2 separate regions of the Mus musculus genome follow, and region 1 is linked to region 2. The links are chromatin loops, found by intact Hi-C in ENCODE. Cell type or tissue: heart. All regions are shown on one strand.

Region 1 (8,000 bases), 440 kb before region 2:
AGAATAAAAGCTCTTTGCCTTTGCATACTATTTGAGTCTGGTGTATCATTCTTTGGTGAAACCAGACCCTTACAAAAAAAATGAAAACAAAACAATCTAAATTTAAAAGACTATAGTGGTAATGCAAAACAATACTATATTTAGTTCTTCTCTCCCAAGTCCCATTTCATATCTGGGGCAGGAGAAGGAGTGGGGACCTTTATACCTAAGAAAAGGACCCAAGAATGAGTGAGAATCTAAGGCAGAAAAAGAGGTGAATAAGGAAAGGAAGGGACTTTTGTGGATACATTGAAAATAGGAATGAAAGGGGTTCAAGGGAAGTAGAACAGAAACGCGAAAAGACCAAAGAGTTCTCAGAAATGCAAATTACTCAATTATGCCACACTGAACTCAATCTCTTTGTCCTAAAGGTTTTGTCTGGGCTTGTAGCAGGAGATAAGCAGAAGAAGCTGAAGGGGTGGGGGAGGCACAGAGAAGCTGCTAAGGAGCCATAAACAGAAGTAGCAGAACTAGTTTTCAGACTCACCAATGGTTGAGGTCATTAGCATTCCAAAACCCAACCAAGATCCCAAGCTAGAGCAGTGATTCCCCTGCCTGGGAATGTACATATTAGCAGAGTTTGCTGGAGTTCTTCCCACTGGGAACTTTGGAACAAAGCATTGGAGATAGAAAAGTCACTAAACCAGGGCACACACTCACCAGGTGATGCTCTGATGGCTCAAGCATCTTGTAGAATCACACAAAGTTACAATAAACACTGCAAGTATTTTGGTAAGTCTTGCCCAGGTTCCTGAGCCCTCCAGCCAGGGGCAAGGTATATGTGCATAGGTGTAAATAGGCTGCCATTGCATCCAATCCACTCAGCTCTTCATTCTCCCATTTAGCTTGCTAGGTCTAAACTGAATCAGAGACCACGATTTGTTCAGCCTCCAATGCTTATAATACCTGAAGGACAAGAGGCTGGGCCATATGTGAAGTGAACACTTCACACAGTGGCTGTAGCAGTTCTATTTATGTTGCAGACATTTTCTGTGAGTGTATATTATTTATTTTGTAATATTGGATGATGGCTGTCTCTTGTACCATGTGGATGCCTACTGTGGACACTTACTGGGCTCATGCTGTGTCACATGCATGTTCATAAAATATGCACAGTTGTGTGAATATATACATTATATAGCAATAGCACACATAAAGTCACATACTTTCCTGTATCTATCTGAATGAAAAGGAAATTTTTAATAAGAAAAGAGAAAAAGGACAAAATGGTAAGAATATTTCTTACACAAATTTGGAGGATACTTTGTAACCAACAATGTGTTTATTTTGGGTTTATAGGATTCCACAAAAGAAAATATAGTAGTTCAAATTTACAAAATCAAACAAATGAAAATAGAGTATTTCAAATAAAGAACAATTTATTTATCTATTTATTTATTTATTTATTTATTATATGTAAGTACACTGTAGCTGTCTTCCAACACTCCAGAAAAGAGTGCCAGATCTTGTTACGGATGGTTGTGAGCCACCATGTGGTTGCTGGGATTTAAACTCAGGACCTTCAGAAGAGCAGTCAGTGCTATTAACTGCTGAGCCATCTCTCCAGCCCCGAACAAATAATTTTAATATATATAAATACTGTTTTAATATAAATATTTCTCATAATAACTCTGAGTGTGACAAGTTGGCTCAGTAGATAAAGGATGAAAAGCCTTTTACAACCTGAGTTCAAAATTTAGAACCCAGACTGGCCTCTAACTTATAATCTTCCTGACTCAGCCTACCAAGGTCTGGTCTTATAGGCAATCACCATGCCTGACCTAAAGCTTTACTACAGGGCAATTGTGATAAAAAACTGCATGGTACTGGTATAGTGACAGACAAGTAGACCAATGGAATAGAATTGAAGACCCAGAAATGAACCCACACACCTATGGTCACTTGATCTTCGACAAAGGAGCTAAAATCATCCAGTGGAAGAAAAACAGCATTTTCAACAAATGGTGCTGGCACAACTGGTGGTTATCATGTAGAAAAATGCGAATCGATCCATTCCTATCTCCTTGTACTAAGGTCAAATCTAAGTGGATCAGAGACACTGAAACTTATAGAGGAGAAAGTGGGGGAAAGCCTCGAAGATATGGGCACAGGGGGAAAATTCCTGAATAGAACAGCAATGGCTTGTGCTGTAAGATTGAGAATCGACAAATGGGACCTCATGAAACTGCAAAGCTTCTGCAAGGCAAAAGATACTGTCAATAAGACAAAAAGGCCACCAACAGATTGGGAAAGGATCTTTACCTATCCTAAATCAGATAGGGGACTAATATCCAATATATATAAAGAACTGAAGAGAGTGGACTCCAGAAAATCAAATAACCCCATTAAAAAATGGGGCACAGAGCTAAACAAAGAATTCTCACCTGAGGAATACTGAATGGCTGAGAAGCACCTGAAAAAATGTTCAGCATCCTTAATCATCAGAGAAATGCAAATCAAAACAACCCTGAGATTCCATCTCTCACCAGTCAGAATGGCTAAGATCAAAAATTCAGGTGACAGCAGATGCTGGCGAGGATGTGGAGAAAGAGGAACACTCCTCCATTGTTGGTGGGATTGCAATCTTGTACAACCACTCTGGAAATCAGTCTGGTGGTTCCTCAGAAAATTGGACATAGTACTACCGGAGGATCCCACAATACCTCTTCTGGGCATATATCCAGAAGATGTTCCAACTGGTAAGAAAGACACATGCTCCACTATGTTCATAGCAGCCTTATTTATAATAGCCAGAAGCTGGAAAGAACCCAGATGCCCCTCGACAGAGGAATGGATACAGAAAATGTGGTACATTTACACAATGGAATACTACTCAGCTATTAAAAAGAATGAATTTATGAAATTCCTAGCCAAATGGATGGACCTGGAGGGCATCATCCTGAGTGAGGTAACACAATCACAAAAGAACTCAAATGATATGTACTCACTGATAAGTAGATATTAGCCCAGAAACTTAGTATACCCAAGATATAAGATACAATTTGCAAAACACATGAAACTGAAGAAGAATGAAGACCAAAGTGTGGACACTTTGCCCCTTAGAATTGGGAACAATCACCCATGGAAGGAGTTATATAGACGAAGTTTGGAGCTGAGACAAAAGGATGGACCATCTAGAGACTGCCATATCCAGGGATCCATCCCATAATCAGCCTCCAAACGATGACACCATTGCATACACTAGCAAGAGTTTGCTGAAAGGACCCTCATATAGCTGTCCCTTGTGAGACTATGCCGGGGCCTAGCAAACACGGAAGTGGATGCTCACAGTCAGCTATTGGATGGATCACAGGGCCCCCAATGGAGGAGCTAGAGAAAGTATCCAAGGAGCTAAAGAGATCTGCAACCCTGTAGGTGCAACAACATTATGAACTAACCAGTACCCTGGAGCTCTTGACTCTAGCTGCATATGTATCAAAAGATGGCCTAGTCGCCGTCACTAGAAAGAGAGGCCCATTGGACATGCAAACTTTATATGCCCCAGTACAGGGGAACGCCAGGGCCAAAAAGTGGGACTGGGTGGGTAGGGGAGTGGGGGGGTGTGTGTGGGACTTTTGGGCTAGCATTGGAAATGTAATTGAGGAAAATACATAATAAAAAATATTTTAAAAAATAATGATAAACAATACAAATATTATTGCCTTTCAAGGTAGGGCTCATTTGACACTATTTGGTTTGTTATTCCTTCTCTGTAGTTCTATACTTTTAAAATACTTTTATTCGTGTGTATGTACCTGCCGAGCCCTCTGAAATGAGAGAAACTTGTCTTATCTGCTTTTCTATCCCACAGGGCCTGGAGTATATTTGCTGCAGATCAAATGTGATCTCTATGTTAATAGATATGCAGTTAACAAGATATTGCATGCACCATTTAACATTCGATTAACAAGAGTTATCAGAACACAGGTTTCTTCTTAAAAGTAGACAGTGTAATGTGGTTTTCTTGTTATCCTACAATTTGAATTAGTATGAGTTAAATTTTAGTATGCAGATTGTATTCAAGGTGGCTTGTTATCCAAGCAACAGGCTAACAGGGCAGACTTCAAACATGCAAAAGAACTGGAATTTATACAACCTCTGAACATTTTTAAGCCCTCGGGACTTAAGGGAGTTTGAACAAACAAGACTAGCCTCCCTGCCACTCCTAACAGTGTCATCGGATCTTTGTCTGTCTCACGGAGCCGAGCTCTTAAGAGAATCACAGAACACTTAGAAAAATGCTTCGCAGTCACGGAAAGAGCCGAAGGCGGGCTTCGCGCTCTTCCGGACAACCCCGGGCTGCTCTCGGAAGAGGAAGGCGAGGAAGCCACGCCTCCCACGCTGCGCCCTCTGTCGGCGGAGCCCGGCGCCCGAGCCGCGTCCGTGGAAGCCGCTTTGACGTCGGCGGAAACTGGAGCGACATTTAAAGCGGCAGCAGCGGCGCTGCGGAGTCCGGCTGCTTGGGGTAGGACTCTGACCCTGCCTCGGCCCCGAGGAGGAGAAAGCGGCCGCCGCGGAGCAGGTGAGGAGTGGGCTGGGCACCGGGCCCGGGAGACGGAGCCCGCCTACGCCTTCCATGCCCTGGCCGCGCCTACGCTTGCGGCCGCCTCGCTTGAACCAGGAAGCAGCGGAGCCCGAGGCCTTGGCTCCTCTGCTCTTTCTTTGTGTGGGTCCCGGAGCTCTACCAAGAGAACCGGTAAGGCGCGGCGTGGTCCCCTTCTCTGTCCAGTGCCAGAGGCACCCGGTACCCTTGCATAAGCCTTAGGGCGTGGGGGACGCCGCCAAGTACCCACTTGGCTTTCTCCCTCTCCATTCGTCCGCTTTGGGGGGCGGGGAAGGGGGCTCTTTTCCCACCTCCCTACTAGTTTGATTGAGCTTTACTATGGGGCCCATCCTCCTCTTTAGATCCTTCTTTGGACACAACAATGCTTCCGGCTTCGCATGGCCCGCTACCCCCAACAGAGTACCCTTAGGAGCTAGGCCTACTTTCTTCAACACCCCTCAACCCCCCTGCCTTCGTTCTGCTGTTTGCATCGCCATCCCTGTTTGTGTTTTCACGTGAATTGACGTTTAAAAGCTCAGTTGCACCAAAGTTCAAAGGAAGAAGAGGGAGATGGTGGAAGAGGGAGAGATGGACAACAGCTGCAGGGAGCCCTGTAGTGTTGGTTTGTTTCCCCCCCTCTGGCCCGTGGCATTTTTCTCTTCCCTACTGTCACCAGCCTTCTAAACCAGCCAACAACCAAAGATGTGTTACACAATGCTATGAGATGCCTTTTCCGTAGGCAGGTCGCAAATCTCTGGGGAGGAAAGGTTTGAGACCCACTTGGGGTGATCCTGGGCTAACCCTGACCAGCTGGATACCTAATCAAAATGAAACCAGGTCCCAGTATCACCTAGACACCTACATTTGAATCATTCCCATGTTGGAAAAAAAAAACCCTTATTTTCCAATTATAAAAATCATGTGGCCATATACAGAAATCTCTCCACTTGAAAGTGGTTTCTGTTGAAACCTTCATGTTTTGGATTGTTGGCAGATTGTCTAAAGGTCACACTTTGTGATGAATGCCTTTGTGATTGCCTGTAATTCCTTGGTGCTGTTAAAATGGAGTAGCTAACATGGTTTTAATTTTTGGCTTTTAGACTTTTAAAGTTATGATGTTTTAAATACAGAGATACTCATGCCTCCCTTGTGTGTTTATATGTGAGCATGTGTGTGTGTGTGTGTGTGTGTGTGTGTGTGTGTTTGTGTGTGTGTGTGTAAGTACCAGGTGACAGTGACATTCTTTAGTAACTTATTAATAAAATAATTCTCTACCAAATGTACTTAGCAAGGAATGGTTAATATATAATATTTGTATAACATGTGTTTTGTGCTTATAAGTATTTTAATATGCATATGGGTCCTTTGCACTTCAGATGCACTCTGAACTCAATAGCTTCCGTGAAATGCCAAAAGAAAGTGTTTGGAGTGTCCCACAGCAGCAACAGTTGCCTGCTTCTCTGTTGTAACTAGTTACTGTTTTTGCTTGCACTGACTCCTTTGAAGAGAACTGGGTCTTCTACAAGTGAACATCATTCTTTACCAACAACATATGTTTGCAGTTTTTATGTAAATAGGCACCGAGGAGGGGCGCTCTCCCTTTCTGTTTGTTTCTTCACTAGAGTATGTGTTGACTTCACTTGGCACTCTGTCTAACGCTGCATCTCTACAAAGTGCAAGGCAGAATAGAAGGATAAGGGGTAGGTAGAAATAATGGGAAATTGTGAGGCGCTAATTGTCAGTGTCCGTAATTGGCCTTGGCTGTGAGGGTGAACTTTTGAATAGGATGTAACTAATAAGATTAGAGGTGAAGTTGAAGGGTATAAATTTCAGACTAAATATTAAACACACTAAACTTTTCTGGCATTTGAAGAAGTAATTCATATGCTTAATGGTGAAGATTTTTCTTAAAATGAAAAATTCTTATCTCTTGAGGAAAAATGAAGTAAAGTTGGGACTAGGAAAGTGAATTCTAAGTTTAAAAGGGTGATTAGTGGAAATGCATTTTCCTGAATTTCAAAGGAAGGCGACCAAGGAGATTATTGTTCAGATCTGCATGGCAATTTCAAAGTTTCTTGACATTTCTCAGAGTAAGTCCTAAGATTTGACACACAGTCAAAAGCTAGTGTATGTAAGAGCATGTTTAAAGGTCAAGATTTACACCAAATATTGACTAAAATGTAAACTGTTTACCATACCTATGCCTCACATTTCGAATAGTCAGGTACTTTGGGGTTTTTCCCTCCCTAATCCTCCCCTCTTTCCCTCTTCTCTTTCCCTTATAGGCATGGAGAGTAGAAAACTGATTTCTGCTACAGACATTCAGTACTCTGCCAGTCTGCTGAACTCCTTGAATGAACAGCGTGGCCATGGTCTCTTTTGTGATGTTACTGTTATTGTGGAAGACCGAAAATTCCGGGCCCATAGGAACATCCTTTCAGCCTCGAGTACATACTTCCATCAGCTCTTCTCAGTTGCTGGGCAAGTTGTTGAACTAAGCTTTATAAGAGCTGAGATTTTTGCAGAAATTCTGAACTATATCTACAGTTCCAAAGTTGTCCGTGTTAGAGCAGATTTGCTTGACGAGTTAATTAAATCAGGGCAGTTACTAGGCGTGAAATTTATAGCAGAGCTTGGTGTCCCACTGTCACAGGTTAAAAGCATATCAGGTACAGAACAGGATGGTACTGCTGAGACCTTACCTTCTAGTTCTAGTGACAAAAGCCTTGACATGGAAAAATCAAAAGATGAAGCCCAAGATAATGGGGCTACAGTAATGCCCATTATAACTGAGTCTTTTTCACTATCTGCTGAAGATAATGAAATGAAAAAGATCATTGTTACTGACTCAGATGATGATGATGATGACGATGTCATTTTCTGCTCTGAAATTTTGCCTGCAAAGGAGGATTTGCCAAGTAACAACACAGCAACACAGGTCCAGCCTAACCCAGCCTCTGTTGCTATTTCGGAAGTGACACCTTGCGCTAGCAATAACTCGCCCCCTGTAACAAACATCACACCTACTCAACTTCCCACTCCTGTGAATCAGGCAACTCTAAGCCAAACACAAGGAAGTGAAGAATTGCTAGTGTCTTCAGCTTCAACACATCTGACTCCTAACATTATTTTGTTAAATCAGGCTCCACTTACTGCACCACCGAGTGCCAGTTCTTCACTCCCAAATCATATGTCCTCTTCAGTCAATGTCCTTGTACAGAATCAGCAGACGCCTAACAGTGCTGTTTTAACAGGAAACAAGGCTGAGGAAGAGGAAGAAATTATAGATGATGATGATGACATCATTAGCTCCAGTCCAGACTCAGCAGTCAGTAATACATCTCTGGTCCCTCAGGCTGATAACTCCAAAAGTACCACTTTAGATGGATCATTGACACAGAAGATGCAGATTCCTGTA
Region 2 (8,000 bases):
ACCCACCATAAATGGAATCAAAACCAAACCAGTTATGTGTGATACAATCATGATTCTGGGGAAAATCTCAGAACTTTCAAAAGTAACCAAAACCAAAACAACAAAAGCCTCCACATTTAGCTTAGGTAAGTGAATCACTCAGATGAGCAGAACCAAGTTTTTCAAAATTTCAAAGGTGATGTGCACAGAACTCACTATCCACTAGGCATGAATACATTATATATGTAATCCAAGGTACAGCTCAGAGTTTGGTGGGGGGGGTGGTGGTTAAATGACTTTTTTTTGAGACAGGGTTTCTCTGTGTAGCCCTGGCTGTCCTGGAACTCCCTCTGTAGATCAGGCTGGCCTCGAACTCAGAAATCTGCCTGCCTCTGCCTCTCAAGTGCTGGGATTAAAGGCGTGCGCCACCACTGCCCGGCATGACTTTTTTTTATAGTCACATTCCAAATGCATGATATGAATGTTGAAGTACAGGGTTAATGGAAACTGTAAATGCTAAGAAAGCTACTTGATTAACTTTCAGGAATATTGCTTAACATATGTAAATAAATTTCACTTCCTCTCAAGGAAACAATTGAAGTCTTAACAGTGTTAATGAACACTTTCTTAATCGGTTGTATATTTAGGGAGAGCAAATCCCTTGGCACTGGTATGCCTTAAAGAATACAAAGTAAAGGAAACAACTGAGCACAGTGGCACACAGCATTAACACTAGCACTCAGGAGGCTAAGGAGAACTGCCAGTTCTAGGCCAGCCTGAATTACACAGTGAGACCCTGCTCCTAACTTTCTCAAGCATGGAGGCTCCCACAGAAAAGTAATAGAAACACAGGGCTACGAGTATTCTTTAATCACAAATTCTCTAGAGGTCTCATTTACATATATTACAAAGCTAAAATGATACATAAGTTTAAAACCAATAAGCAAAGATACACCACAGATTACAATGTCTATAATTTAGTCTTTATCACATAAATATACTTATAAATATGTGTTTGAAAAATTGCTATTTTTAAAACATTTATTTTTAATACATTTAAATTTCTCAGGAATGATATAAGGGAAAAACAGCATTCCATTTGACATTGTACAAGCAGACTTCAATGGGTAAAAGATAAGAAAAAGAATCATATTACTATGTTAGATCTGTCATCAATTAAAAATGATACCATGTCGTAATATAGTTACTAAATGCATGCTCTTGCTTTCTGTCAGTCATTCTCAGAACCATTTGGAGGTAAGAAAACCAATGCATCATTGAAAACATGTCCAAATGCCCTAAGCCGGTACACCCCATACATCATCACGTGCATCTGATTAGGAGTCAGTCCATTGAAAGTAACAGCCATATCAGAGCAACAGCCTTCTACTACCTGGTTTGGTTGGTTAGTCATTGCCTCTTTAATGAAAAGGCCAACGGATTTGGTATTAAACACATCTTTTCCATCGGCATCTTCGGCATTTTCTGCAAATACTCCGGCGTATTTCAGGCAGACCGCCAGCTGTTTATCTTCAGATATCTTCCAAATCATTCCTCCTTGTTCAGGACACTTTTCAGGAACACTGAGAAGACTGTTGAGTCTTTTCATTGATTCTATGCTTAAGACAATTCCTCCATCCACACTCACATATTCAAGGTCTCCAGATTTTACAGTGTGTCCGAGATAGAAAGGTTGGGATTGATCCTTTTTTAACAAAAAATATTTGAGGTTTTCAATAACAGCGAAAGTAGTGGGGCGTGCAAGGAAGAACCAGTTGTATTGGTCCCTGTATTGATCATAAGCATATTTGTAAGCTTTCCTCATCATCAACCACATGTCATTTGTGTCCATATTAATTGACTCAAACACTTTAACATTTTCAGAACTGAAGAATTCTGCTTTGTCACAGTGTTTGGTCCAAGTCTCCTTCACTGCAGCCCAAAGACTCACATCTTTGGGTTTTACAAGAACTATACAGTATACCCGGAAACTCTTACTGAGCTCCATGCGTTCAGCCTCTGAAATTTTCGAGATATCGTCTTTGTTAGGGGCTTGCAGATGGTGATGCTCATGGTGGTGCATTCTGTTTCCAATCCTAATGTGGCCTAGCATAGTGATCAAGGCACAGAAGATGCTTCCAAGCATCACACCCTTCAAAAAGGAACTGCTTTCTGAAAGCATTTTTTCCTGCAAAGAAAAAGACTTTTCAAATACATAGTCTAATAATTTTACTTGGTTATTTCTCATATACTTACATTTGTTCTTAATGTTTAAAAACCAAAGGTCCACATGCTTAAAATCAGGTGAGAAGCATACTGTGACAAGTACTCAGTATCCTTCCACTGGCATTGGGTCGAAACTGCAACATTATAGAAACTCATTCAAGGATTGGAATTTGTAGTGTGTGTGTGTGTGTGTGTGTGTGTGTGTATGTATGTGTAGAGGAGTAATTTTATCCATCATTTATTTAACAAAGTGGCAAGTGAAAGCATTAGCCTAGAAACTAATGTGATAAACAATGTTTTTCCATCGTTCTCTAAATATTTTGTATGGCAAACTTGCCCTGTTAGTACTTCTGGCTAATTATAAAAGAGCTTCTACATCCAGACCTGTAAGTTGAACAGATACTCAATTTAAACTCAAATTTCTCTTTTCTTTCTTCGTTTTCTTTCTTTCTTCCTTCCTTTCTTTCTTTCTTCCTTTCTTTTCTTTCTTTCCTTCTTTCTTTTCTTTCTTTCTTTCTTTCTTTCTTTCTTTCTTTCTTTCATTTTTTGGCTTTTTTTTTTGGCCCAGGGTTTCTTTGTGTTGCCCTGGCTGTCCTGGAACTCACTCTGTAGACCAGGCTGGCCTTGAACTCAGAGATCCACTTGCCTCTGCCTCCTGAGTGCTGGAATTAAAGGTTTCTCACCACCATACCTTAGCTACAGCCACCACAACTTCTGCCTCAGCTGCTGCCACCACCACCGCAGCCATCACCACCAGCACCACTGCCACCTCCTCCTCCACCATGACGACCATGATGATGATCACCACCACCACCACCACCAGTATCAAATTTCTCCTTCAACCTACTGCTTGATTTAACTGGTAGTTAATGTCCTGAGGTATTTTAAGCAATCTAAAACACATTTCATGTGGTTAGTAGCATATGTTATAATTAACACTCTGCCCCTAAGACTAAATGTCTTACTACATAGTATATCAATTAATGATGTAATAAAAGCCCACGATGGAAAGTTGTTTGGAGAAAGAAGTCAATATAGGCATTATTTGGGGAACATTTGTGACTATTTTTAGCTCCTCGAAAGATACTTAATTCCTTGAGAAAGTTAAAAAATAAATAAAAAGGAGGAGAGGGGAACCTTCTGTATTTTAATTTCAATTAGAAAGTGGAAGGAGAGCCAATGTAAACAAAACAGCTGACAATATTATGGTTTACATTGTTGCTCGTCAAGACTGAATGTTCCCCAGTCTCTTCTGCAACTCTTCAAAGTTTCACTGGACTCCTTCTACTTCCACGGTGTCTCTTACGGTTGAAAAGGACCTTAGAAGCTGTTACCTGAGGTCATTTCTCTCATTTAAAGAATATGTCCAGTTATGTGTCAATTTAAAAAAAATGGGGCTGGAAAGATGATTCGGTGGACCTGAGTTTCCTGAGGACCTGAGTTCCATACCCAGTGCCCATATAAAAAGCTGGGCAAGGCAGGAAGCCATGTCTAACCCCAGCACTGTGGGGTTGGAGGCAGGAGCTCATTGGGGCCTGCTGGCCTTCAACATATTTCCTGGTTCAGGAAGAATAAAGGGGAGAGTGATAGAGCAGGCTACCAAATGTCTGCCCCATCTGACCTTAATACTCAACGCTGGGACCCCCTCTAGTGTCACACAAAGACTTCTTTTAAATGGGGAAATGGAGAACCATAAAGGTTAAATAGCTGATCTAAAGTCACAAAGGCTATCAGTGGTAGAAGTGACCTATAAACGCGACATGTGGATCTAGTAAACATAATTGATGCTTGCACCAAATTTTCCCATAATGCTACAAGGATACTACACTGACCCTGTCTCCCCCCTTCCTGTCCCCTTTTCTAAGATGTGAGATAGGGTTTCACTATGTATCTCCAGCTGATCTTGAACTTGTGATCCTCTCGTTTCATTTGTCCATGTGCTGGTATTACTTGTGTGTGGCAACACTTCTGGCTCCTATTGTTTTCTTATAAAAGAAATGAACTTTGACTTTTACCACAAAGACAGCTGTTTGAAGGACAGGTGCAGTTTCTAAGAGTGTGTGGGGAAGTGGGTGGGGGAAGGCAAGATGGTAGTTTCCCTCTGTAATCCAGAGAACTTGGTCAATAAACACTTCCCATAGGAAAGGAGAAAGAACAGAAAAGCTATGCCTCAAAACAGCATTGTAAAGTTCACCTTTATATTACTTGTTATAATTGCAGTTCTTATCACATGATCATTATTTCTGGCCAATACTCAACAATCCAGACAAGTACCTTCATATGATTTTGTGTCAAAAATTTCCAGAATTTTTCCTCCTAACGGCAAAAATACTATTAAAACTCAAAACGTCTACTAATTCTACACAAAATTATTTGTACAAATTATCCTAACATTTTTTTTTCTCCGCTGAGGAATTAAAAAAAAAAAAGTAACACCAACAATCCGCACGATGGGATATTTTTGTACAGAGGAGGGAACTTAAAACGCACACACAAGAGAAAGCAGAAAGTATGTTTTTGCGACAAACTTTCTTTCTTTTTCTGTTTTTAGAAGGAGAAAGTGGATGGAGATCAAAATGGAGACTGGGTACCAGGATGGATATCAGTGTCCCACTGAAGGGCCAAGGGAGAAGCTCTCGGAAGGCTGCTTTCCCCACTCCCGCTGGGTCCTCCCGCCGCACCTGCCAAGGCATCCCTAGTGGAGCATGCTGGGAACGGGCTAGGGCCCAGGCTAGGGCCCTGGCCTTCCCAGGGGAGGGAGGGAAGCAGTAGCTCTGGGTTGTGCTTGAAGTGGGGGCCGAGGTTTTGGCACTCACCGCATCTAGAACGGCTCCAGGGCAGGAAAGCGCTGCCTCACGAGGCTTGGACGTGAGAGGTCCAAGGCCCACTCTGTTACGCTCGGAACCAGGCTGCTCTAGACGCAGGCGGTATCCTCTCGTTGGTGTCATTAATGACGGAGCAACAGAGGAAGCTGACGAGGGTGGGGGCGGGGCGGGGCGGGGTGGGGCGGGGCGAGAGCTGGGAACGGCGTGGGGGGCGGGCTCCGTGAGACTCGGAAAGGGCCCGCCCCGACATGCTCAGCTGTACCCAATGGGATGCCCCGAGGGGCGTGCGTGTTTTAAGGCCCGCCCACGCTCCCTTCCTCGGTCTGCCTACGGGCGTGGAAACTGCCGGAGTGCGGAAGAGAGCTGCTGCTTACCTGATGTAGATTTCTAGATCATTCCTCTAACCTACTCTAATGTGTTGGTACCCTTGTGGTGACAAGAAGGTAATTCCTCCCAGTATTCCTGGCCTGGAACCAAAATGCAAGTCATTGAAATTGTCATCGCTTTGGGGAGCAAGAATTGGCTGTGGTTACACGGGTGGTAGGTTTCGAAGCCACATAGCCTAGAAGTGATCCTTCAGCCAAGTGCTTTGCTATCCTGGAGAAGTGACTTCATTTTCACGCTGCCTCTGTTCCTTCCTTTGTTGTGTTTGGAAAATATCTCACAGGTTATCAGTTAGTGTACATAACTCCCCTAGCAAAAGGTGAAGTGTAAAGTAAGCATTCAGTAAATGTTGGTTCTGTGTATTCCACCCTGTATTGCTAGCAGATAGTGCCAGGATGCAATAAGCAAATATTTGAGGAGTTAATGAGTGTTAGAAATACAGATGGAGAACCAAGCCCAGTACAGGATAAGGGGTGCTTTCAAAGGGCTAGCCAATAAGTCAAATGCAGAGTTGAGTGTAGACTCCAGGTCAAAGTAGGACTACAGAACCCCCCAATAAATACCTAGTCTCATTTTTTTTGTTTGTTTTGTTTTTTGTTTTTTCGAGACAGGATTTCTCTGTATAGCCCTGGCTGTCCTGGAACTCACATTATTATTATTATTATTAACAGAAATTATTATTCTGTAGACCAGGCTGGCCTCAAACTCGGAAATCCACCTGCCTCTGCCTCCAAAGTGCTGGGGTTAAAGGCATGCACCACCACTAGCCGGCATACCTAGTCTCTTGAAGTGCTCTTTTGTAGCTGGTGCTATTCGGTCACACTTGTAATGCCAACACTAGGGAGGCCAAGGTAGAAGGACTAGCAGTTAAAGGCCAGCCTTATAGCTATTCAAAAGGTTCTGTCACTAGATTTGGTTCGGGGAACACCGAGAAGTGACTTGGGCCTGAATTCCTGGAAACTCATACATTTGAGTGGTGACTGGCAATGCCTTAAGTACAATGGAAAGTTCAGGAAGTCTTGTAATGACATCTAGATTGCAAGAAATTACTATTCTGGCAGTAGTATCTTAATCGGGGTGTCATATTCCTGACAAACCTTGCTTTTCTTTTTTTGGGGGGTGGCATGTTTGTGTTTGAGCTAAACACATTCCCAGTGTTCAGTGCTGTTTACAAGGCAAAGACAAATGGAGTGGTTCTGTCTGTGTCCTGCACATATTCTACACGGGCCTGGTTTTTCTGCAGCAGGCCTTTGAAGAGGGCTTTGTCTTTGTGCTATGCATTAAGTGCCTTTCCTTTTTCCTCTTCACGGCTGGCATCCAATTTATCCATATCACAAACAAACAAACAAACAAAAAAACCAAACACCACCTCATATTCTTCCACAAACTCTTTGGCCCACATCTTCCTCATCTTTTCCCTCAGCATCTGCCTTCTGTTTCTCCAGAGACTTGTGAAAGTCATGAATGGGAACACTGTTGGACTACTTTGTTTCAGTCTCTCCAGTAATCCCTTCTCAGTGGCACTGTGAATATCAGTGCCTCTCCCCTCTCTTCTCTTCTTCCTTTTTCCTTTTTTTTTCCTTTTTTTTTTTTTTGCCCTCTTACTCAAAGGATCAGCTGTCCTCCATTACAGTGAAAGTTTTCTCATTTGAATTAGGTACTGGGTTATTTTTGCCAAATCTCTATTTACATTTGTGTTGAATGAAGCCCGGCCAGTGAATTCAATTTTCATCTATTCATTTCCAATGCTTTCTCATAGATTTCCTAAACTGGACTCATTCCCAGAGACGGCTAGGAAAAGTTCCTCGTTTTATAGCCTTCTACGGCCAGCACTGCCCTCTCTCTTTGCTGGTAGCACACTATTTGACAGGGAGTGAGTGTTGATTCTTTTTTTCCTCTCTGTGTGATTATGTATAATTAAATACTTATGTTAGCAATGAAAATCAACACATGGTGCAGCCTTATAAAGATTGAAACAACTGAAGTTTCCTTTGTAGATTGAAACGAGTGGAATTTCCACACCAGTGGGAAGTTGAAGACAGATCAAGAGCACTTTGTCTACTGCTCATCCCTTAGCCAGGTCGTATAGGTGAGATGCAACCGGCAAGTGCTGAAAATGAACAGACACAAAGGTTTACAAAACAACCCTGAAACCAAGACTCTCAAGCAGTATTGAAGTTTCCTCTGAAGAAGAAATCCTCATTTTATAATCTTTCAACGCACTATCCTGGATAATTTCTTTGCCGGAAGAATTTTGTTTTTCTTTTTTGCTGGAAGAATTTTGTTTTTCTTTTTTGCTTTCTCTCTCTCTTTCTCTCTCTCTCTTTCTTTTCCCATTTTTAAGGATTAGTTTTCAGCCTGCCAATAGTGGTACATGCCTTTAATCCTAGCAGTCAGGAGGCAGAGGCAGGAGGATTTCGTGAGTTCGAAGTCAACTTGGAAAAAGAGAATTAGTTTTCTTTTCCTTTTTTTCTTTTTTAAAGATTTATTTAATATATGTGAGTACATTGTTGCTGTATTTAGACACACCAGAAGAGGGCTCCAGATCTCATTACAGATCATTGTGAGCTACCATGTGGTTGCTGG

Evidence for each region. Peaks named below come from ENCODE experiments on the same cell type or tissue, not always from the same donor. Only the 100,000 strongest peaks of a DNase experiment are listed, where the experiment ranks them.
Region 1: a loop joins it to region 2, with 4 times the contacts of the local background. A loop is called at or near these places in 4 of 42 quality-filtered maps.

Annotation. Positions count from the first base shown.
Region 1 is chrX:38,185,348-38,193,347 of GRCm38, forward strand. It overlaps Zbtb33 (zinc finger and BTB domain containing 33), which reads left to right and starts at 4,446. Exons shown (of 2, transcript NM_020256.2): 1 at 4,446-4,735; 2 at 6,868-8,000. The coding sequence starts at 6,870. In heart, a CTCF peak has its summit at 4,401 (motif pointing left); a DNase peak (open chromatin) is centred at 4,454; H3K4me3 peaks cover 1,950 bases; H3K27ac peaks cover 1,406 bases.
Region 2 is chrX:38,629,957-38,637,956 of GRCm38, forward strand. It overlaps C1galt1c1 (C1GALT1-specific chaperone 1), which reads right to left and starts at 5,187. Exons shown (of 2, transcript NM_021550.3): 1 at 5,022-5,187; 2 at 827-2,167. The coding sequence starts at 2,161. The coding sequence ends at 1,211. Gm52440 (a long non-coding RNA gene) reads left to right here and starts at 5,332. Exons shown (of 2, transcript XR_003953098.1): 1 at 5,332-5,473; 2 at 7,412-8,000. It also overlaps the pseudogene Gm18436. In heart, a CTCF peak has its summit at 4,909; DNase peaks (open chromatin) are centred at 5,025 and 5,175; H3K4me3 peaks cover 1,663 bases; H3K27ac peaks cover 1,102 bases.